3 separate regions of the Homo sapiens genome follow, and regions 1 and 2 are each linked to region 3. Evidence: chromatin loops called from intact Hi-C (ENCODE). Cell type or tissue: CD4-positive, alpha-beta T cell. All regions are shown on one strand.

Region 1 (8,000 bases), 1.5 Mb before region 3:
AAGTAGTCTGTCAAGAGAAAGCAGAGACTCATGAGCATCAATATGGAAAACAGGGCCGGGTGCGGTGGCTCACGCCTGTAATCCCAGCATTTTGGGAGGCCCAGGTAGGTGGATCACGAGGTCAGGAGATCGAGACCATCCTGGCCAACATGGTGAAACCCCGTCTCTACTAAAAGTACAAAAATTAGCTGGGCATGGTGGTGCGTGCCTGTAATTCCAGCTACTTGGGTGACTGAGGCAGGAGAATTGCTTGAACCCCGGAGGCAGAGGTTGCAGTGAGCGAGATTGTGCCACTGCACTCCAGAATGGTGACAGAGCTAGACTCCATCTCAAAAAAAAAAACAAAAAACAAAACAAAACAAAACAAAAAACCAGTGATAATGGTAGTGTGTGCTAGGATTGAGATATCTCCCCAGTATTGTTTTCCCCAAACCTCTTTATTCCCAATTAACCATTTGCTTTGTTGCCTGGGGCATCCAGGTAGTAAGACCATTTGGTATTGACCAAGAGTTGGTATAGAAGTGAAAAATCCCTCTGGTCTCCTTCTGAATAGCTCAGGGGAACCGCTACTAGTTCAGCTAACTGGCTGCTCCCACCCCTTCCTTCATCAGAAATGCTTTTGTTTTTAATAGGATTATAAGCCACAGCCTTCCAGCATTGATTCCCACCAATGTATTTGGTGGATGCATCAGTAAACCAAGCATGTTTCTGATCCTCTGGGCTTAGTTCTTTAAAGGATTTGCCCCATTGGGTGGGGGAGGTTTCCTTCCCTATCTGCAGGACTTGCTCGGTGGTTTCCTGAGCTGGGAGATTTTGTACATCCTTATGTAAAAGTGATACTCACTTTGGTTTTGACTTAGCCTGGTCTTGTATGTACCATGTCCATTTTATGATGCTACTTTCTTGGACATGTCCTATCTGATGGGTTTTGGGGGAACTCAAGTCCCAAGTCATAATAGGAATTTCGGGCCTCATAAAGACATCATGGTTGAAGCAGAGGTGTTCCATTTCCAGCAAAGCCCAATAGCAAGCTAACAATTGCTTCTCGAAAGGGGTATAAGCTTTTCTGGCCTCTGGCAGTTTCTGGGTCCAAAACCTGAAAGGTACCCTCTTCCCATCTTGTTTCTAAGGCTCCAATTAGCCTGTTGATCTAGGACAGTTACTTGCAGTTCTCCTGGCCCATCCTGTATGGACCATAGATCCAGGGCCAGTTGCACCGCTTGTTTATCTTGTTCAGAAGCCATGCTGTCTGTCTCTCCCCAATGAAAGTCATAGTGTTTTCTAGTGGCTGCATGCAGAGGTTGTAAAATATTACTCAAGTGAGGAATATGATGTCTCCAGAATCCAGAGATGTCAATAAATGTCTGGGCCTCCTTTTTAGTGGTAGGGGTTGCAAATTCTAGTATTTTAGCCCCTTTACCTTTTGTAAGATGGACTATATCTCTGCATTCCATAGGATGCCAAGGTATTTTACAGTTTGTGCAGGTCCTTGAATTTTGCTAAGCTTAATTTCCCATCCTTGAGATAGGAGCTGGGTTTTTACCTGCTCCAAGCCCCAGCAAAGTAGTTCTTCAGTTTTAACCTGACCGAGTCATTCTGACAGCTGCTTTTTTTCAGCAATAGGGTGATAGCTTTGAGCCTGATCAGTCAAGATATAGGCCTGGCATTGGGCCAGGGCCAGTCTGGAAATCACACTGGCATTTTCCTTTTCCAACTTACATTTCTCTTATAGCAACCAGCCCGTATCTTGACACATTAACTTATAAGCAGTAAGCAAACACCATCCACTCTGGGAGATCCCTCAGCATCTCCTTTGCTGACTGGAATCTCCTGCAGCACTTCCCGCACAGTCAAAGGTTTAAATTGCACTAATTTAGATTCTCAGTTCTCACAAAGGCCAGTTCCCCTTGACCATTCAGTTGCCAAGGGGGAAAACTGGGGGAGTTCCCATCCTGAGACATGGGAAGTCCCTGAGCCTCCAGCCCCATCCTTCTGGCCAAAAAGCGGCATACTTTTGTTTCCAAATACTGTTTGTGACACCAAAAATGTTCTGTGCAGGAAACCCGCGAGGGGAGAAGAAAAGACCCACACACAATACTTTTAAGGGTAAGAAGTTTTATACCACGTAAATGGCAATGCAGATATAATAAACAAATAATATAATAAGCAAATCAATATAATAAGCAGATTGCAGACATAATAAGCAAATTGCAATGGGAAGAGGAGAATGGAAAAGGTTTACACTCACCAGACTGTATATATTTACACCACCAGACTGGGAAGAAACAACCTGGGCTCCAGAGTCGGCCACTCATCCGCGCACAGATGAGGAGAGGTCTCATGAAGCTTTGGCGCTATCTGGGACCCTAGCTCTTTTGTAATGAGTTTTTTGGCATGAGGCTTAGTCATGAGGGCCTTTTACGAATGGGCTCAAGGAACGCAAAAAGGTCAACTTGTTTTTGTGCTTGACTATTGTTTTTCAATAATGAATGTATAGGAATAGATTGAATTAGAGATTTCTCTGAAACAGCGCGGGATGAATGCCTCAAGGGGCTCACACAACCTGTTCCAGGACTTGGTGACCATTGTTTGTGTCCAGATTCAATTAAGTTCAAATTTAATATTTAACTTTACCTCCATACCAGACTATGGAGGATTCACCACCAGAGTGGGCAGTAACAGGCTGGGCTCCAGAGTTGGCCACCCATCTGTGAACACATGAAGAGGAAAAAAAAAAAAAAGTGAAAAACATTATCCCACAGTTTGCAAAATATATTACATTTAAACAGTTGTAAATACATGAACATAACATCTCAGTCATAATCAAAATTAAGTATCTGACAACACACTCGAAAGTTTGGGAGAAATAGAAAAGTGTTTGTGTCTTCCCCAGGCCCACAGTTCCAGTGCCCTGTGCTCCCTCATTGTCATGGGGTTGCCATGGGCCCCACAGGATATGGGAGGCACAGAGCAGATGGTGGCTGAAGGTGGGGTGTCTTGTGGGACCAGCTTCAAGATCAGAGACCTTGGTTCATTGTATTGAAATCAGCCAGCTCAGGAAAAGAGACCTTGCTGCCTCAAGCTCTATGTCCATCTGCATTAGCGATGTAAGGAGGCTTGAGCACCCATGGGCACACAAACCCATCCCACTCCAATATTTCATCAACTATTGAGGAGTCTGAATCCATGTTCTTGAGGAGCATATGCTTCTGCAGTTACAACCACTATGGAAAACAGTATGGAGATTCCTTAAAGAACTAAAGGTTATCTACCATTTGTTCCAGCAATCTCAGTAATGGCTATCTCCCCAGAGGAAAGGAAGTCATTATATGAAAAAGACACTTGCACATGCATGTTTATAGCAGCACTATTTGCAATTGCAAAAATATGGAACTAGATAAAATGCCCATCAATATTGAGTGGATAAAGAAAATGTGGTACAGGTATACCATGGAATACTACTCAGCCATAAAATGGAACAAAATAATGGCATTCTCAGCAGCCTGGGTGGAGTTGGAGACCATTATTTTAAGTAAAGTAACTCAGAAATGATAAACCAAACATCATGTATTCTCATTTATAAGTGGGAGCTAAGCTATGAGGATGCAAAGGCATAAGAATGATACATGAATTTTCGGGGAGGAAAAATGGGAGTGGGTAAGGGATAAAAGGCTACACACTGGGTAGTGTTTACTGCTCAGATGATGGGTGCGTCAAAATCTCAGAAACCACCACTAAAGAACTTAGCCATGTAACCAAACACCACCCGTTCCCCTAAAACCTATTGAAATTAAAAAAAAGAAAAACCATCCCAATTTCTCATTTTAAAATTGGGAAACTGAGGCCCCAAAAGAGGCTGGAAATTAGAGCCCCTAAATAATAGAAAGCCCTGTGCTCTCCTTCTCCACATGGGCTATTTTTGTCTCCATATTCTCAGATAAGCACACACAGACACACACACAGAAACACTTCTCAGGGAAAGATCATGGAAGCGAGGATAGAGAAGAGGCAGACAGAAACCAGGCATAAGACAAGGAAAAAAAAAAAAACCCAGAATAGTGGCAGCTCTGCTATAAGCCAGTGCATGCACTCCTCTAGCTACGTGTCCAGGGGCACAGAGAATGAGCAGGAGGATCCTCCAGGTTTCCAGGGTTCTCCATCAGCTGGGGTCATCTCCAGGTCAGTTTCAAGAGGACAGGACTGGGGTCCTACTGTCCAACTCTGTAGGTACCTGAAATGGAAATGAGCTATGTCCCCATCTCAGCCTAGCATAGACAATGGCTACAGCAAAGCCTTTTCATACCTCATAAATAAGAGTACTTGAAGTGGGTGACCTCAATGGTTTCACATACCCATAAGTGTCTGCTGGCCTTTGTTCTTCATTGGTGAACCAAGACTCTTTGCTCTGAGACTGCAAAAATGCTTCTACTCCCTGGAAGTCCTTCAGAGTGAGGCATGGTCACCCCAGAGGCATCTTGGGTAGATAAAGCTGAGATAGAGCGAAATGTGCCATATAACTGGACTCTGAGTCTGAAGCCCAGGGAAAATACTAGTTCCTGTTGTGTTCTTGAGATGATCATTTGGAAGTGGTAGAAAACAGTTTCCCTGGATGAGGGGTTGTCCCTCATGAGTAAAGAGCACACCCCAAAAGGTGGAGGCAAAGAGAGGACAACGGAGGCTTCCAAGGTTACTCTTATCGCACTTGGAGCCTCCGGATGCTGCTCCTTTGTCCCCTGGGACCCTGGAGAGCCAGTGTCTTGAGGACCCAAACATAAAAATAGCTTTGTTCTGTGAGGCTCCTGCATGGGGCTGCAGTGCCAGTGATGGCCTCTAGGTGGTGAGAGCCTTCTGGGTTTTTGGTGCCCACTGAGCTTTGCTGGAGCAGCTGGAGCAAAGAAGTCACACCGAGGTCATGCACCTTGAGTTATTATTAACGATCCCCATATTATCAAGTGGTCAAAAGCAGGAAGGAGAATTTGAGATTCCCCCATGCATTCACTTAGCCAGTCTTTCCCTTACACTCACCCTGTGCCAGCTACCCTGGTGGACCCAACATGTGGTACAGAAAATGATTGAATCATACCTGCACCGTACCCTGAGGACCAGTCTGAGGACAGGTGACCAAAAACACTAAAGCAAGTATACGTGAAAGAAAAGAGCAACTGCTATAATATAAAGTAGAATGTTGACAGAAGAGCTGGGAAATCATGACATGGAGTGACCCAAATGCCTCACTGAGATGACATTTATACCATGATGACAATGACAATAGGGAGCCAGCGCTGCAAAAGAATGTGTCAGAAGAAGCCACCCTTAGTAAAGAATCTCACAGGTGTGAGTTGGGCAGAAGTTAGAAAGGGACCACTATGGCCGCAGAGAGCCTGAGACAGAGAAGCAGAAGGATGGAGAATCTTGGGGCCTGGGAGATGAAGCTAGTTATCTGCTTCTTTCTTACAACATTGCCCTGAAACTTAGCACCTTTCAACAACAAATACTATCTCACAATTTGTGGGGACCAGAAACTGGACACAGTTTAGTGGGGTGCCTCTTCCTCAAGGTCTTTAGGAGGCTTAGGCCTCATAAGAAGCTGGACTTCTCAACAGAAGCTGGACTGGGGAAGGATCAGCTTTAAACTCACTCATGTGGAAATTGGCAAGACTTTGTGTGGCCTGAGAGCCCACGTTTCTTCCATCTATTGGCCTGAGCACTCCCTCAGTTCTTTTTATGTGGGTCTGTACATAGAGCATCTCGTAGCATTGGAATTTGCCTTTTCAGTTTGAGGAATACAGTACAGAAATAGATAATTAAACAGAAAAACACAAAAAGAGAGACTGAGGGAGCAAGTAGGAAGAAAATGACAGCTTTTAGAAAAATATATATATAATCTTGAGAGTTATGATTTCTCCCCCTATATTTGCGTGAAAATTCTAACCCTCAGAGTAATGGTACTATGAGGTGGGGCATCATTAAGTCCTGAAGGTGGGGTCCTCATGATTGGGATTACTGGCTTTAAAAAAGATACCCCAGGGGGCTCTCTCCCTCCTTCTGCCAGATGATAAAACCCGAAGTGTGCAGTCTGCAATTCAGGAGAGTCATCACCAGAGCTCAGCCATGCTGACACCCTGATCCCACATTTCCAACCCCTACAAGTGTGAGAAATTAAGTTCTGTTGTTTATAAGCTTCCTAGTCCATGGTTCTTTGGTATGGCAGCCTGAACTGCGACAAAAATGATACCCTATCATTCTGTACTCCATTGGACAGAAGCTGAATTTTTGTCCCCAAAGTGTTGAAACAAAACAAAACAAAACCTATGACTAAAATAAGTTGGGTTTTCCTAATGACAAGAAACAACTTGTTGAAACACTGAAATTTCCTTTGCTTAAGAGATTTTTTAAAAATGGGCTGAAGTTGGTTGGAACTAATATGGCCATCTGAAGCCTGTGAATAATAAGCTTGCTGATGTCAGGACCCAAATTATCATTGCATGTTTCTTTTTCTTTTCTTTCTTTTTTTTTTTTCTTGAGACGGAGTCTCGCTGTTGCCCAGGCTAGAGTGCAATGGCACGATCTCGGCTCACTGCAACCTCTGTCTCCTGGGCTCCAGTGATTCTCCTGCCTCAGCCTTCTGAGTAGCTGAAGTTACAGGTGCACACCACCATACCTGGTTAACTTTTGTATTCTTAGTAGAGATGGGGTTTCACCATGTTGGACAGGCTGGTATCGAACTCCTGGCCTCAAGCAACCCGCCTGCCTCGGCCTCCCAATTGCTGGGGTTACAGGCTTGAGCCACTGCACCCAGCCTACACCATAATTTTTATATGTTTTGTCTTATATACACCTGATAAATTCCCTAGGAGGTAGATGCTAGCATAATCCCCACTGTGTATGGTAGGAGGCTGGGGAAGCCCGAAAATAGACAATGGCTTTTACTGAGTCACAGAAATGGTAAGATAAACAAGGTTCTGACCCAGCTGTCTCTTCTATTATAAAACCAAGGCTGCATTTAGGTCTTCCCAGGGAATTAAGGGGAAGGTGTGATTTCATAATTACATACAAATGGAGGCCTGACATGGGAGAGGAGGCTGAGTAATCAGTAGCCTGGCGGGGCCTCTGGATAGGTCTTATAGTAAGAAGGGGCCCAGTGGAAGGAACCTTGAAGAGTCTAACATACTTCCTTGGTGATGGAACCCAACAGAACTTAGGAAACCAGGACCCCACCTCCTAGAGACAACTCTGTATCCAGCTTCTTTGGTGAGAGATGCTCAAGAGAGTAACATGCTCTTCCATGGTATTCTTACATTTCTGAGTTTTAGCCTTACAAAGGCTCAAAGTAAAAGCCTTCTCCGATAATGCAGATGTCCACTTAGCCCTCATTTCTAATGAGGTGCACCCACAGATAACAGGGCAACCCAGAACAGATCCAGGCCAGTCCTCTCTTGTCGTTTCATCTAGACAGCCCCACACCACCCCCCACTGCCATGTATTGCAGGGGCATCAAGAGGTGAGGGCATTCTTCCTGGACAGAACCAGGTTGTCAAATGTTGAAACTCTTGTGGGTCTGTCATTTTCATACCCAGGTCATGGCTGGCAAAATGGGGACGAAGTTTATCTACTCAGATGTGAATCCCAAGACTTTAAGCTGTCCTCTGGTTTCCTTCCTGGCTGAAGATCTATGCAGATGTTCCTATGTGCCTGATCTGAAGAGCAAAACTTCAATAGAGGAGTCATCTATGGTAAAAACAAGGCAGGCAATCAATCTTTTTTAGCTTGGCTGCTGGGCACTGTTTACAGAGCCGCATTCAGATTAATGAGGAGCTGTTTGATGAGTCTAACTCCTCCATCTCTTTGGAAAAAGAGCAGGTGCCCTACACCACTAACCTTGGCCAGCACTGGGCTGTGGTGAGAGCAGGCACCTAGAGGTCTCTATAGCTAGGAACCTGAGAAGACCAGGACAGGCCCAGGTCCCAGACTGAAATATGGAAACTCTCTGACCTCTGTCC
Region 2 (8,000 bases), 280 kb before region 3:
GGCCTGGAATTGTGAGGTTGGATGCATTTGAGTCCATCTAGTCTTTTTGACAATTAGTAGTGGAATTCCAAGGCCTGCTCTTTTTCTATGAACTCATAATAGTGCTGTCTGTCCTGTAGAACAAAAAGGTAGCTCTGGCTTTAAGACAGTAAAATTTAAAGGATTGCATGTTCTTGTCTTACAATCTGGTTTGTTTGACATACCACTTAGCAGAGCAGTCCTTCCTGAATAAAGGTGTTGGAGCTGTATTTGTGTAGACCATGGAATGTTACAGTCTGAGCATCTGATTTGTGGTTCTCCATACAGATGTTTAGGACTGCTGCTAAGCCTCTCTTGTGTCAAACCACTGCAGACTCCTTCTGTTTTTTTTAGGATTTGAACATATGCAGCATGGCAGGCATCAAAGTACAAGGAAATAGGCTCTTTATAGGAGGGAGGGGCTTCTTTGGTTCAAGCTATAAGCTCTCCTTCTTTTTCTCCCTCTGATTTAATATGTACCTCAAACCAGAATTCATAGGGTAAGAGCTTAGGGTCATAACATAAATATAGCTGATTATTTCCTGGGTCACAGACTGAATAGGTGGTCTGGTTGTATGTGCAGGTTCCTAACTTGGTTCCTGTACATTCATAGTAGGTATGGTACAGTAGAGTTTTAACTATGGTATTCGTTACCCAGGTAGTATGTACACAGTGTGAGCATCCTTCTAGAGATTTCTCCCCTTTTAGTATAGGCAGAAATGGTAACAACATCAGTGTATGTAATAGAAACATGCTTATACTACACATGTGCATGGCAAACCTTCCTCTGGGCATAGATATTTGCTGTAATAACATAACAACAGAACAATCAGTATTGACAGAATTATAACTAGGCTTATAAATTGTATCCACATTTACTTATCTGGAGATGGTCCTCTTAGCTTCAGCTGTGCATAGACTAGTCAGCTTCTGGGATGTGACTAGAGTAGAGCTTGCAGGATCCTCAAGCTTCAGCCACGCGTAGACTGACCAGCTTCCACTGTGATCAGAGCAGGGCAGTTGTCCTTCTTACTGGTGGTTGCGTTTCGCCGTAGGACTATTCAGGCGGGGTGATCTGTGTCTTGTTGGCTAATTCATTGGTCATTGTCAGGAGTCACTGCTGCCACTGGTTTCGGCTGGCTATGGTGAATCGAAGGTGTGACACCTGCGACTTTAACAGCAGTGGGAGTAGACATAATTACAATATGGGGCCCATCCCATAAGGGCCCCAGGGTTGTTGGATTCCACCTTTTAACCCAGACAGAGTCTCCTGGCTTATGTGGATGCACTACATCTCTTAGACTTATAAGTATCCTTTCCCTTACCCAGCCTTTTACCTCCTGCATTGCCACTCCTCAAGCCTGCATCTGTGTTCTAAGGGTTAGCTCTCCTAACTCCTTTAAATGCCCTCTAATTTGATTAATGATTGCGGGTGGCCTTCTGAACAATATTTCATAGGGCAAGTACCCAGTTTGTTTTGTAGGTGTACACCTCACCTGGAGGAGGACCATGGGCAAGACCTGATCCCATCATAAGTGAGTTTACTGGCAAAATTTTTTAGTAGCTGTTTGAGTGTCTGATTCATCCGTTCCACCTTCTCTGAACTCTTTGGTCAGTAGGCTGTGTGCAATTTCCATTTGATCTTTAAAAGTTGAGTCAACTGTTGTACTACTTCTGCCGCAAATGCAGGACCATTGTCTGATCCTAGGGTTAAAGGCAACCCAAACCTTGATATTGATGTCTTTTAGTAGCACCTTTGTCACCTCTTGTGCCTTTTCAGTTCTGATGGGGAAGGCCTCAACTCACCCCGAGAAGGTGAAACAAACACTAGCATATACCAGTAACCTCCTGCTCAAGGCAACTCGGTAAGGTCTACAAGCAGGTTCTCACAAGGCACAGCTCCCATTTCCTGAATTTCTGGGGGTCGAGTAGGTCCTTGTTTTGGATTAGATATTGTTCGCAGGATAGACATTGTTCGCAAACAGCACGGGTGATGGCAGAGAGCCGTGGCACATAGAAGTGTTGACCTATCAAAGTCTCTAGGGCCGTGCTTCCAGCATGTGTTCCTTGATGGATCTGCTTCACAAACCTTGGGGCTATTGTCTCTGGGACAGCTAGCCTCCCATCAGAGAACAGCCACCATCCACCTTTAATATATTTTCCTGTTTCCTGGCCAAACCAAGCTTTTTCAATTGAAGAGTAATTGGGTACCTCTGGCAAAGGGGGCTCTACAAAGAGAGGCATTGCTAGAGTTATTTCTTCAGGTAAAACCTTGCTCATTGCTGCCCACCTAACTTCTTGGTCTGCCCTCCTGTTGCCCTGTGCCTCATAGCTTTTCCTAATTTGGTGTCCTTTGCAATGAATGAGAGCCACCTTCTCTGGAGCCCATATGGCTTCTAATAATTGCAAAATTTCCTCTTTATTTTGTATTTCTTTTCCTTCAGTAGTCAGAAGTCCTCTCTATTGTATATTGCCCCATGGGTGTGCAGGGTTGCAAAAGCACAGTTTGAGTCAGTATATATGTTTACTTTTTCCCCTTGGCCAATAACAGTGCTCTGGATAATGCTATTATTAATTCAGCCTTCTGAGCAGAAGTCCCAGAAGTTAAGGCTTGAGCCTCGACCACCGAGCGTTGGGTCACTACTGTATACCCTGCATATCGCACCCCATTTGTTATGAAACTGCTACCATCAGTGAAGTATTCAACATCTGGGCTCTCCAAGGGGGTATCCCTTAGTTCTTCCTAGCTCGAGAACATTTTGTCCACTGAATACAGTGCAACAGTGGGGAAGGTCCTGCCAGCAGTGAGGCAACCCACCATTCTTCAAAGTGGGCTCCTCCACAGGCAGCAGGGTAGCTGGGTTCAAGAAATTTACAGTCTGTAGTGTTATCTGGAAATTTTACACAGAAAACTTTGACACTTTAGCATTCTAAAGTTGGACAGGCAACGATGTCCTCTTTGGTCCATTAAGGAGACTACAGCATGTGGCACCCCAATTTTTAACTTCTGTCCTAGGGCTAGCTTGTTGGCATCTTCTATGAGGATTGCAGTAGCTGCCAATGCCCTGAGGCAGTGGTGCCAACCTAAGGCCACCTAGTCCAGTCTTTTGGATAAGTATGCTACCAGCCAATGTAAAGAGCCCAACAACTGAGTTAAGACTCCGACTGCCATTCCCTTTCGTTCATCCACATACAAAAGAAGGGTTTTTCTTACATCTGGCAACCCACATACTGAGGCCTGGATGAGAGCTTCCTTTATATCCTTGAAGGTCTTTTCTTGTTCCTTTTCCCATAGGAGGGGCTCTCTTTCCCTACCTCTGGTAGCCTCATGTAAGGGCCTTGCTATAAGGGAGAAGTTTGAAATCCAGATTCGGCAAAATCTCACCACCCCTAGAAATTCCCTGACCTGCTGCCGCCTTGTAACTGGGTGGACAATGCACATACAGCCTCCTTGCGTGCACTTCCAAGCCTGCATTGGCCTTGGGATACTATGAATCCTAGATATGCAACCTCCCAAAAACAGACTTCTGCCTTGTCCTTGAACACTTTATAACCAGCTTCACACAGCAGGTCGAAGCCTCTCTGTTCCTTGGAGGCATTCCTCCCTCTTAGGGGCAGTTAATAGCAAGTCATCAATGTATTGTAATAGCACAGAATTGTCACTAGACGGCGCAATAGCCTCAAGGTCGGTAGCCAAAGCCTCCTTGAAGATAGTGGGAGAATTCTTAAACCCTTGTGGCAGCCTTCTCCGGGTATACTGCGATTGCCCCCACTGGAAGGCAAATATAGGCTGACTTTGGGGAACAAGCCTCAAGCAAAAGAAAGCATCCTTTAAGTCCAGACATGTGAACCCCGCGGCCTCAGCAGGAATATGTCACAACATTGTGTATGGGTTGGGTACTGTGGCATGGATAGTGGCAGTGGTCTTGTTTACCACCTGGAGGTCCTACACTGGCCTGTATTCACCATTTGGCTTGAGCACGGGCAGCAGAGGAGTATTCCAAGAGGACTTGTATTTCACTATAATCTCATGTTCATAGAGCTGATTTACATGTTTTGTTATGCCTTCAGTTGCCTCTCTGGGTAATGGGTATTAACGGACTCATACCAGGGTAGCATGAGGGTTAAGCTCTACTACCACCGGGGGTCTGTTTAGAACAAGTCCGGGGGGGTTGTCCTCAGCCCATACACCTGGTACCTTGAAAAGCATTCCCCACGTATTGTGTAGGTCCAGCTCCAGCAGCCTCCTGGTACACAGTTCATAGAGCCGCCATTCCTCAGCTATTAGGAGAGCTAGAGTCAATACCATTGCCTTTGGCTTCCCTACCTCCAGGGTCATATTCCCATTAGGTGTAAAGGAAATTTGTGCCTGTATAGTTTCTGGAGTAAGTCTCTCCCCAACAAGGGCACTGGACAATTTGGCATATATAGAAACTCATGCTGCACTTCTTGTCCTCCAATAACACATCTCCTGGATTTGCAAAAAGGTCCCTTTTCTTTGGCCCCAGTAGCCCTTACAATAGTAGCACAGTTCTTTGTGGGGGGGCTAATTGGGTGAGTTACCACAGAGAAATCAGCTCTAGTGTTGACCAAAAAATCCATTGATCAGCCCCCTATTTCCATAGAAACCATAGCCACCCCCCGACCCCAGGGCCTAAAAAGATGGAACGCGGTCTCTCAGTCCTCAAAATTCTTGGCCCCTGCTAAGCCAATCAGATCAGGATCTGCCTTTGAGGCACCATTACTAGCAACAGAACGCCGCACTCGGGTGTTAGACTATTGACCATCATCTCCATCCTTTGCCTTTTTGGGACACTCATCTTTCCAGTGGCCTATTTGCCTGCACTTTGCACATTGGTTCCTGTCCAAAGGGGACAGGCTTTCCTCTCCCAGTCATGTCTGCCCTCTTCCTCAGCCTCTGCTTTGACCACGCCCTCTAGCAAATCCAGGTTTACTTTCTGCTAGTGAAGCAGCTGTAAATTGAACCGTGTCTTTATTTCTGTTTCTGGTTTTTCTTTCTTCCTTTCTCTCTGCCTCTTCTTCCCAGTTTATGTATACTTTGTTTGCTATTTCCAGGAGTTCACTAGTATTTTTCCCTGCAAAGCCTTCCAGCTGCTGAAGCTTTTGTCTTATGTCTCCCTGTGCTTGCCTGACAAAGGTCATATTTATCATGTGTTGGTTTTCAGGAGCCTTTGGAATAATTGGAGTGTACAGCCTATATGCCTCACAAAGCCTTTCAAAGAATGCACTTGGGCTTTCATCAGGCTTTTGGCGCATTTCTGACATTTTACTCATATTCATTGCCTGCCTTCCTCCTGCTTTTATCCCATTCAGGAGTGCCTTTCTATATAGCCGCAGCCATTCCATGTCCCTTGCCTCATTTGGGTCCCAGTTAGGGTCCTCATTTGGGTAACGCTCCAAGGCAAACTGGCATGGGTTAGGGATGGCCTCTGGGGCTTCCCCTTCTAACCAGCTGAGAGCTGCCTGATTAACTCTCCTACACTTCTCTGTATTAAATAAAGTTAGCAAAAGCTGTTGACAATCCGGCCAGGTCAGGTTATGTGTTATAATAAAAGCATTCACCAAATCAATGAGAGCCTGAGGCTTTTCTGTACAGGAGGGGTATGCTGTTTCCAATTTAAGAGATCAGTAGTGGAGAAAGGCTGATAAACATAAAGCCTAGGGTTACCTTGTATCTGCCCCTGGTCATCATAAACTTGTGTCCTTGTCTCTTGAATTGGCATCTGCAAAGCCCATGGTAGGCCTTAGTGGAGGCACCTAGCTGCCTCACCCTGTCCATCTTCCCTGTTTTTATCTAATAGGGGCTTCTTTTTCTCTGGGTGGGGGAGACTGAGCCTCACTTTCCTCTGAATCCGACTCTCCAGATGCTCCTGACTCTGCCTCCTGCCTTACTCTGGCCAAAGATGGGTAGACTGGCACATATGGGGGTGGACATTCCCTTTCCTCAGGTGGGACCTGAAGAACTGGTTTCAGCTGAGGCTTTGGGGATTCCTTTTCCTAGGAGACACTAGAAGCTTTAGGTTTCTCTGTTTTACTTTGGTTGTGCTGCCTGAGCCACTAATGCCTTGCAATATCCCTCTAGGCAGGGCTGTCACCACTTGGGGCGAGTTTGCACCACATTGAGCCAAGAGTCTATATAGGGAAACTGGTCTGGGTATCCTGGTTGTCCTGCAACTCCAGTGACCACCTTAAACACACGGCCAATTAATTCCCTGTCTATTGTACCTTTAGAGGGCCACCCCATATTGAAAGCAGGCCCATCTATCTCACAGTATGTCCTTAACCTTTGAGCAACAAGTTTCATCCCATAATCACCTCTAAATCCTTTTTTAAAATTCTTTATCATGCACTCCAAAGGAGTTGGTTTCAATGCTTTCCCTCTCATTTCCTCCCTTGCAGTGCACTTTCACTCTCACTTTCACTCACAGGTCCACCAGACCAGGTCCTATTATGAGAGTTTTGGATGCTGCTTAGTCAGGAACATGCCTTCCCCTGTCACAGCCTGCTGCAGCTGTGAAGCTGGTCCTTTCAGCCGTATGCAGCATCCTAGGTCTGATGTCCCCTGCACTCATGTCAGAGCACACAGCCCATGCTAAGGGATCTCTGCCTCCCCATGTCACTCCCCGCACTGGCCTCTCCTGAGACCATCTCTTTCACACACTTTCACACACCTCCCCTGCCCCAAGATTCCTCACTGGATGAAACTAGCCTGTCTCATGTCCTGGGTGAGCCTCTCTCATGTCCTGGGTATGTTCACGTGCACCCTCAACACTCCCAGTTGGGGTGGCAAGCCACTCTTGCCACCCTGCCAGCAAGCTCTACCTTGCTGCACTTGCTGCTCTATTGGCCCATTTCCTCATTTTTTTCCAGTTCCAGTGTTAGTGGGGACTTGAGGTGCATCCAAATTGGCAAGCCACTCCTGATGCCCCCAGCCACTCTGGGTTGGATTAGTGTTCATTCTCCGGGAGGTGATCAAGCTCCCCTTCATCCTCATGGGATGGGCTTTGCTGCCTTGGGCACTTTCTCTTTACTGCAGTTCCTGAAGTGCTGGTATCATCCTGCAGCCCCATTCCCAGTTCCATTGCACTGCCAGGCAGGGTGTCAGAATATGGGGAGAGCTGGTTTCTATCCAGTTGAAGCTCCCCTGTGGTGTGCCTTGGATGCTGGGTCTCTCCTAGCCCCAGAGCTCTAGTCTCACAGGCAAAGGAGACAGTAAATCTGTCATCTCCAACCCCAGGCAAGCCCCCCACCCCCAAGAAATGTAGTGGGATTTTTAAGGAATCAGAGAGACCATTGGGGTTCAGGAGGATATTCATTAATTATTTAGGTGCACCAGCCGTCGGATTAACATCCAAAGGACTGAGCCCTGAACAAAGAGTTAAGTTACCTTTTAAGCATTTAGTGGGGTGGGGGGAGATCTCTGCAGAGGGAAGCATACTACAGAAGTGAGAAACAAAGCCAGTTATTCAATTGAGGTATGCATTACATCATTTCTTACTTTTCAAGGAGAAACATGTTTTGTGACTTGAGTTTGTCTGTCTAGTGACCTTGCAGCTGCACAGCAAGGGAATCAGGGTCTTCACAATGCTTGGGAAAGGAGGAGAGATAAGGCTCACTAACCACTGAAAAACAGGCAGTTAATTTTTAAAGGACTCCAGCTCTTTCTGTTTCTCAGGAGGAATTGGGTTTTCTTACATACAACTGAGTTTCTGCTTACACACTCTTTAATTTCTTTTAATTCCTGTTCCAAAAACAGGGGGAGTGCCCAGGTTGTTCACACTCTTCCATCACTGCATGCTGGGTTCCTGGTATATGCATTGTGTAAACATTCATCAAGCTGTTCTTTTATAATGTATGGATATTTTGTGTGAAATTAAAAACATACCTTTTTGATTTTTTATTTATCCTTTTTTATTTCTTCTTCAGTCACTTTTTGACACATACTTTTCTGGAAAAATAAT
Region 3 (8,000 bases):
TTTATTCTTTTTGTGGCAACTGTGAATGTGAGTTTGTTCATGATTTGGCTCTCGGCTTGAGTGTTGTTTGTGTATAGGAATGCTGGTAATTTTTGCACATTGATTTTGCATTCTGAGACTTTGCCAAAGTTGTTTATCAGCTTAAGGAGCTTTTGAGCTGAGACTATGGGGTTTTCTATATATAGGATCATGTAATCTGCAAACAAGAATAGTTTGATTTCCTTTCTTCGTATTTGGATGCCCTTTCTTTCTTTCTCTTGCCTGATTACCCAGACCAGAACTTCCAGTACTATGTTGAATAGGAATGATGAGAGACGACATTCTTGTCTCATTCTGGTTTTCAAGGAGAATGCTTCTAGCTTTCGCCCATTCAGTATAATGTTGGCTGTGGGTATGTCATAGATGGCTCTTATCATTTTGAGGTGTCTTTTTTTTCTATACCTAGTTTATTGAGAGTTTTTAACATGAATAGATGTTGAACTGTAATGAAAGTCTTTTCTGCATCTATTGAAATAATCATGTGGTTTTTGCCCCTAGTTCTGTTTCTGTAATGAATCATATTTATTGATTTGGATATGTTGAACCAAACTTGCATCCCAGAGATGAAGCCTACCTGATCATGGTGGATAAGTTTTTTGATTTGCTGCTGAATTTACTTTGCTAGTATTTTGTTGAAGATTTTTACATCAATGTTCATCAAGGATGTTGACATGAAGCTTTCTTTTTTGTTGTATCTTTTTCAGGTTTTCATGTCAAGATGGTTGGTCCTGGCCTCATAGAATGAGTTTAGGGAGAGTCCCTTCTCCTACATTTTTTGGAATAGTTTCAGTAGGAACAGTACCAGCTCTTCTTTGTACATCTGGGAGAATTCAGCTGTGAGTCCACCTGGTCCTGGACTTTTATTGATTGGTAGGCTATTTATTACTGCCTCAATTTCAGAACTCACTATTGTTCTGTTCAGGGATTCAGTTTCTTCCTGGTTCAGTCTTGATAGGGTGTATGCTTCCAGAAATTTTTCCATTTCTTCTAGATTTTCTAGTTCATGTGCATCGACTTGTTCATAATATTCTCTGATGGTTCTCTTCTCTGAGGTCAGTGGTAATATCCCCCTTATTGTTTCTGATTATGTTTATTTGAATCTTCTCTCTCTTCTTATTAGTCTAGCTAGTGGTCTTTTTAGTTATTTTTTCCAAAAAAATACTTCCTGGATTTGTTGGTCTTTTGAATGTGTTTTCATGTCACTGTCTTGTTCAGTGCAGCTCTGATTTTGATTATTTCTTGTTTTCTTCTAGCTTTGGGATTTGTTTGCTTTTGGTTTTCTAGTTCTTTTATTTATTTATTTTATTGTATTTATTTATTTTTTGAGATGGAGTCTCGCTCTGTTGCCCAGGCTGGAGTGCAGTGGTGCAATCTCGGCTCACTGCAACCTCCGCCTCCTAGGTTAAAGCGATTCTCCTGCCTCAGTTTCCCAAGTAGCTGGGATGGACTACAGGGATGTGCCACCACACCTGGCTAATTTTTTGTATTTTTAGTAGAGATGGGGTTTCACCATGTTAGCCAGGATGGTCTCGATCTCCTGACCTTGTGATCCGCCCGCCTCGGCCTCCCAAAGTGCTAGGTTTACAGGCGTGAGCCACCGTGCCTGGCCTTGTTCTCTAGATCTTTTAGTTGTGATGTTATGTTGTTAACTTGAGATCTTCCTAACTTTTTGATGTGAGGCTTTAGTGTCAGAATGTAGTGAGATCAGATGTATTAAGTAAGGCCAGGCGTGGTGGCCGATTCCTGCAATCCCTACACTTCTGGAGGCCAACACGGGAGAATCACTTGAGCCCAGGAGTTTGAGACCAGACTGGGAAACATGTGGAAAACTTGTCTGTACCGAAAATACAAAAATTAGCCAGGTGTGCCAGCACACACCTGTGATTTCAGCTACTTGGGAGGCTGAGGTGGGAGGATCATCTAAGTCTGGGGAGGTTGAGGCTGCAGTAAGCCATGATGGTGCCACTGCACTCCAGCCTGGGTGACAGAGTGAGACCCTGTCAAAAACAAACAAGCAAGCAACAGATATTTTATGCCCTTCTCTGGGTAGGAAGCAAAATGAACAGAACTCAGCATTTTAAAATTTAAATTTTATTTTTGAATTTTAATCTATTTATTTATGTATTTTGAGATCAGGTTATGAAACTGGCTAATTTTTGTATTTTGGGTTGAGATGATGTTTTACCATGTTGCCCAGGATGGTCTCGAACTCCTGGGATGAAGCGATGCACCTGCCTTGGCCTCCTAAAGTACTGGGATTACAGGCGTGATTCATTGCCAGGTTGCAATTTTTTTTTTAATCTCTTGTCTTTCTGAGAGTTTCGTGGCAGAGAGTTTGGTTCATTTAAGTTCATTCTAAATAGACATTTAGGACGTTAACTTCTGGCCTCATGGACTCTGAGGTTACAAGTCCCCTGGTCTATCACAGGACCATACACATAAGAAATAAAAAAAAATCGGCTGGGCGTGGTGGCTCACGCCTGTAATCCCAACACTTTGGGAGACTGAGGCGGCTGGATCACCTGAGGTCAGGAGTTTGAGACCAGCCTGGCCAACATGGCGAAACCCCGTGTCTACTAACAATAAAAAATTAGCCGGGCGAGGTGGTGCGTGCCTGTAATACCAGTTCCTCAGGAGGTTGAGGTACTAGAATCGCTTGAACCCGGGAGGCGGAGATGGCAGTGAGCCAAGATTGCCCCACTGCACTCTAGCCTGGGTGACAAAGCAAGACTCCGTCTCAAAAAAAAAAAAAAAAGACTCCAATCAAAAAGCAAATAAGTAAATAAACAAACATAACGTTTATAATAAGTAATTGTGTTACAAAGAAATATAGTTATGTCCCCTAAACCAAGGTCTCACAGAAAAGGAAGCCTGTGCACAGACTGGGTCAACTGTGTCTTCTCTACTGTCCCTACCTCAAAGTTGGCTTCTTCCTTGTTGCCTAGAAAATCGTCGCCCTGACTGGGTATGATTGTTCTTTGATCAGTATATGCATATATATGTATTTTTTCATTCTTTCCTGGCTGATTATTGCGTGGGTGGTTGTTTGGCGCCTCCTAGCGGCCGGCTAGCAGTACAGGCCTCCTCCAGAGGCCGCTTGGGCTGACGGCACGGCTTGTGGCCCACAGGGGCGGCCACCTTTCTAGAGTTCTCTTGTCCTCTGGAGCTCCAGTGGCAGCTGCCGAGGGAGGGACAGCCCCCGCTGTGAGCTGAGCAGAGCTCGGGAGTCCTGCAGACTTCAGCAGAACAGTCCCGATGGTGCCAGAGCTCTGGCGCGTCCCTTGTGAGTCATAGCTCTGGCGTGTAGGGCTGTGGAGGGGAGGCTGTTACCGTGCTCCCGGCATGAGCTTAGTGTGGGGCTGCCCGGGCTGGTCCCCAGCTCACCGCAGCTGCGGAGGCCCGACCCTCGGAACCCACCAGGCATGATGCAGGGGGCCGGGGACACCCCCCAGGCCCGGTTGCGGGCCCATGTGTGTCCTGGCCGTTTGAGGCTCTGGCCGATTTCTTTTCCCAAGTCCCCATGGAGAATCAGGGACCGTCCTGTGCCATCTTCCGAGAGCCTGGAAGGGTCCGCCCGTGGGCTTTCCGAGCGCCGAAGGGGCCACATGCTGCTCTGAGGGTGCCGCAGGTTCGTGGGGCTCCCTTGCTTGGTGTCCACCCCCTCTGGTTTCCTCCTCTTCCCACCCTGCGGGTGGCTCGTCGCCCTGGCTGGGACGCCGCTGTGGGAGCGTGGTGGGATGGCTGAGGCGCGGGCGTCAGAGGGTGTGGCCCGGCAGCCCCCGTTTCAGGGGTGGCTGTGTGGTCTGGAAGTGGCGGTCCAGGTCCTGGGCCTCTCCCACTCAGCAGCGGGGAGGAGGGGTCGGCGGGGAGTAGGGGCCGGTCGCCCCCCCTTGAGCTCTTCCCCGTCTTAGTGGACCAGCAGACAGTGTGGGAGAGCGCTGGGAAGGAAGGTTGGCGGAGTTATACTCCAGACGGACGGGCTCAGGCCCCGCGCGCCACACTCGGCCACACTTGGCGCGTAGTGTGGACCCGGTGGGCCTCTGCCCTCGCCACCGGCTGGCTTCTCTGTCCAGCCGCTGGGTCGACCAGATGTCAGCCCCAAGGTTAGGGTTTGGCCTCCAGCTTGAGATGTTTAAGACGGACTAGATAGCTCTCGCCCGCGGCAGTACCGCTTAGGTCCAGCAGAGGGTGCGATTACGGCTCACGCGCCCTCCACCTGCCCGGACTCACCCAGGTCATCCTCCCTTTTCTTTTTTCTTTTCTTTTCTCTCTTCTCTTCTCTTCTCTTCTCTTCTCTTCTCTTCTCTTCTCTTCTCTTCTCTTCTCTTCTCTTCTCTTCTCTTTCTCTTTCTGTCTGTTTTTCTTTCTTTGAGTTTTCGCTCTTGTTGCCCAGGCTGGGGTGCAATGGGGCAATCTCGGCTTACTGCAACCTCCACCTCCCGAGTTCAAGCGATTCTCCCGCCTCAGCCTCCTGAGTAGCTGGGATTACAGGCGTGCGCCACCACACCCAGCTAATTTTGTATTTGTAGTAGAGATGGGGTCTCCATGTTGGTCAGGCTGGTCTGGAACTCCCGACCTCAGGTGATTCGTCCACCTTGGCCTCCCAAAGCACTGGGATTACAGGTGTGAGCCACCATGCCCGGCCCCATCCTCCTGTTTCTGCCTCCAGAGTAGCTGAGGCTCGGGATCTTTCTGGGTTTTTTTTTCTTTTTTTCTAGCCCCACTTTGAGTTTGTTTCCACGGTACATTGAGTTACTATTGTTTTGTTTTGTTTTGTTTTCTCTCTTAAGCACCTTCCTGCACACTGAAGTTGCTGTTTTAAATTTCTTCTTTCATACGTGTGTGTGTGTGTGTGTGTGTGTGTATGTTTTTTTAAATGAGGTCTTCTTAGTCACCCAGGCTGAAGTGCAGGTGTGTGATCACAGCTCACTGCAGCCTGGACCTCCTTGGGCTCAGGGGATCCTCCGTCTTAGTTCTCCCAGTAGCTGGTACTACAGTCACGTACCACCACACTGGCTCTTTATTTTGCATTTTTTACTTTTTATTTTTGTAGAAATGAGGTTCTGCCATGTTTCTCAGACTGGTCTCGAACTCCTGTGATCAAGCAATCCACCAGCCTTGACCTCCCAAAGTGCTGGGATTACAGGCATGCACCATCCTGCCTGGCTGGCTGGCTATCTATCTATCTATCTGTCTATCATCTCTCTCTGTCTGTCCAGCTCTGTCTATCTGGCTGGCTCTGTCTCTGTCTTTCTGATCTATCTATCTATCATCTTTTTTTTTTTTTTTTTTTTTTTTTTGAGACAATCTCACACTGTCACCCAGGCTGGAGTGCAGTGGCATGATCTCAGCTCACTGCAACCTCCACCTCCTGGGTTCAAGTGATTCTCCTGCCTCAGCCTCCCGAGTAGCTGGGACTACAGGTGTGCGCCACCACGCCCAGCTAATTTTTGTGTTTTTAGTAGAGATGGGGTTTTACAATGTTGGCCAGGATGATCTCGATCTCTTGACCTTGTGATCCGCCCACCTCAGCCTCCCAAAGTTCTGGGATTACAGGCGTGAGCCACTGGCACCCAGCCTGTATCATCTTTTTAGTAGAGATGTGATCTTGCTATGTTGTCCATGCTCTGGATATATATTTCTTTTTTAACTTTAATTATTATTTTTTAATAGAGATGCTGTCTCACCATGTTGGCCCCGGATAGTCTTGGACTCCTGGGTTCCAGGTATCCTCCGTGGCCTCCAAAAGTGCTGGGATTACAGGTGTGAGCCACTGTGCACGGTCTGGTCATGTTTTTGATGTGTTGATTCTTTCCAGTCCAGATGCATAATCTCATGTCTGAACATTCCTGCTGGTGTCATTATGACATATGACTTTACCCAGCACCAGAGTGATTTGGTGCCCCTGCCCTGGCCTAGCCCATGGAAGGGATTGTGACATATCCCTGGACCCAGTACCGAGGTGGTGTGACTATTCTACTGCCTTGGCACTACCCACAGGGGACATTTTGACATCACTACATCTTGTACCCAGGTGGTGTGAATCTTCTCTCCAGCCTTGGCTCTTCCACAGGGGACATTGTGTCATATGGCTGGGCCCCACACATAGGTTATATGACTCTCCTGCCTGTGCCCTGCCCATGTGGGCCACTGTGACTTTTGCTGAGTCCAACACCCAGGTGATGTAACTCTACTGCCTAGGTCCTGCCTACAGAAGATCTTGTGACATATCCCTGCACCCATCACACAGGTAATATGGCTCTCTTCTCCTGCCTGGCTCCTGCTTACAGAAGGGATTGTGATGTATTACTGGGCTCAGCACCTAGCTCACATGACTCTCTGCCTCTTTCTTTCTAGGTTCTGCCCAAAGAGGATATTGTGACATGTCACTGGGCCTAATACTATGCTGACATACTCTTTTTTTTTTTTTTTTTTTTTTTTATTGATCATTCTTGGGTGTTTCTCGCAGAGGGGGATTTGGCAGGGTCATAGGACAATAGTGGAGGGAAGGTCAGCAGATAAACAAGTGAACAAAGGTCTCTGGTTTTCCTAGGCAGAGGACCCTGTGGCCTTCCGCAGTGTTTGTGTCCCTGGGTACTTGAGATTAGGGAGTGGTGATGACTCTTAACGAGCATGCTGCCTTCAAGCATCTGTTTAACAAAGCACATCTTGCACCGCCCTTAATCCATTTAACCCTGAGTGGACACAGCACATGTTTCAGAGAGCACAGAGTTGGGGGTAAGGTCATAGATCAACAGGATCCCAAGGCAGAAGAATTTTTCTTAGTACAGAGCAAAATGAAAAGTCTCCCATGTCTAATTCTTTCTACACAGACACAGCAACCATCTGATTTCTCAATCTTTTCCCCACCTTTCCCCCTTTTCTATTCCACAAAACCGCCATTGTCGTCATGGCCCATTCTCAATGAGCTGTTGGGTACACCTCCCAGACGGGGTGGTGGCCGGGCAGAGGGGCTCCTCACTTCCCAGTAGGGGCGGCCGGGCAGAGGCGCCCCTCACCTCCCGGACGGGGCGGCTGGCCTGGCGGGGGCTGACCCCCACCTCCCTCCCGGACAGTGTGGCTGCTGGGCGGAGACGCTCCTCACCTCCCAGACGGGGTGGCTGCCGGGCGGAGGGGCTCCTCACTTCTCAGACGGGGAGGCTGCCGGGCGGAGGGGCTCCTCACTTCTCAGACGGGGCGGTTGCCAGGCAGAGGGTCTCCTCACTTCTCAGACAGGGCGGCCGGGCAGAGACGCTCCTCACCTCCCAGACGGGGTCGCGGCCGGGCAGAGGCGCTCCTCACATCCTAGACGGGATGACGGCTGGGCAGAGACGCTCCTCACTTTCCAGACTGGGCAGCCAGGCAGAGGGGCTCCTCACATCCCAGACGATGGGCGGCCAGGCAGAGATGCGCCTCTCTTCCCAGACGGTGTGGCGGCCAGGCAGAGGCTGCAATCTCTGCACTTTGGGAGGCCAAGGCAGGCGGCTGGGAGGTGGAGGTTGCAGCGAGCCGAGATCACGCCACTGCACTCCAGCCTGGGCACCATTGAGCACTGAGTGAACGAGACTCTGTCTGCAATCCCGGCACCTCGGGAGGCCGAGGGTGGCGGATCACTGGCGGTTAGGAGCTGGAGACCAGCCCGGCCAACACAGCGAAACCCCGTCTCCACCAAAAAAACACGAAAACTAGTCAGGCGTGGCGGCACGCGCCTGGAATCGCAGGCACTCGGCAGGCTGAGGCAGGAGAATCAGGCAGGGAGGTTGCAGTGAGCCGAGATGGCAGCAGTCTATGCTGACATACTCTTATGCCTTGACACTGCCCCTAGAAGGCATGGTGATTGATTGCTGGGCCCAGAACCAATGTGATGTGAGTCTCCTGCCTGGACCCTGCCTACAAGGTGCATTGTGACATATCTCTGGGACCTTTAACTATTTTATGTGACTCTCCTCTCTTACCTGGAT

What was found. Hi-C counts contacts between places; a loop is a spot of excess contacts. Peaks named below come from ENCODE experiments on the same cell type or tissue, not always from the same donor. Only the 100,000 strongest peaks of a DNase experiment are listed, where the experiment ranks them.
Region 1: it touches region 3 in a loop (12-fold over the local background); 3 of 110 quality-filtered maps call a loop at or near these places.
Region 2: a loop joins it to region 3, with 12 times the contacts of the local background. A loop is called at or near these places in 53 of 110 quality-filtered maps.

What each region holds. Positions count from the first base shown.
Region 1 is chr19:19,993,033-20,001,032 of GRCh38, forward strand. It overlaps the pseudogene BNIP3P12 and a transcript of ZNF682 not described here. Among named protein-coding and RNA genes, the nearest start is that of ZNF682, 42 kb to the right of the region's middle. In CD4-positive, alpha-beta T cell, a CTCF peak has its summit at 4,853 (motif pointing right); a DNase peak (open chromatin) is centred at 4,829.
Region 2 is chr19:21,199,386-21,207,385 of GRCh38, forward strand. No RefSeq gene overlaps it. Among named protein-coding and RNA genes, the nearest start is that of ZNF431, 61 kb to the left of the region's middle. In CD4-positive, alpha-beta T cell, CTCF peaks have their summits at 3,677 (motif pointing right) and 3,885; a DNase peak (open chromatin) is centred at 3,686.
Region 3 is chr19:21,479,865-21,487,864 of GRCh38, forward strand. It overlaps LINC00664 (long intergenic non-protein coding RNA 664), which reads left to right and starts at 3,851. Exons shown (of 11, transcript NR_037194.1): 1 at 3,851-4,142; 2 at 6,241-6,289. In CD4-positive, alpha-beta T cell, CTCF peaks have their summits at 3,094 (motif pointing left), 4,214 (motif pointing right) and 4,413; DNase peaks (open chromatin) are centred at 3,117 and 4,207; H3K4me3 peaks cover 1,028 bases.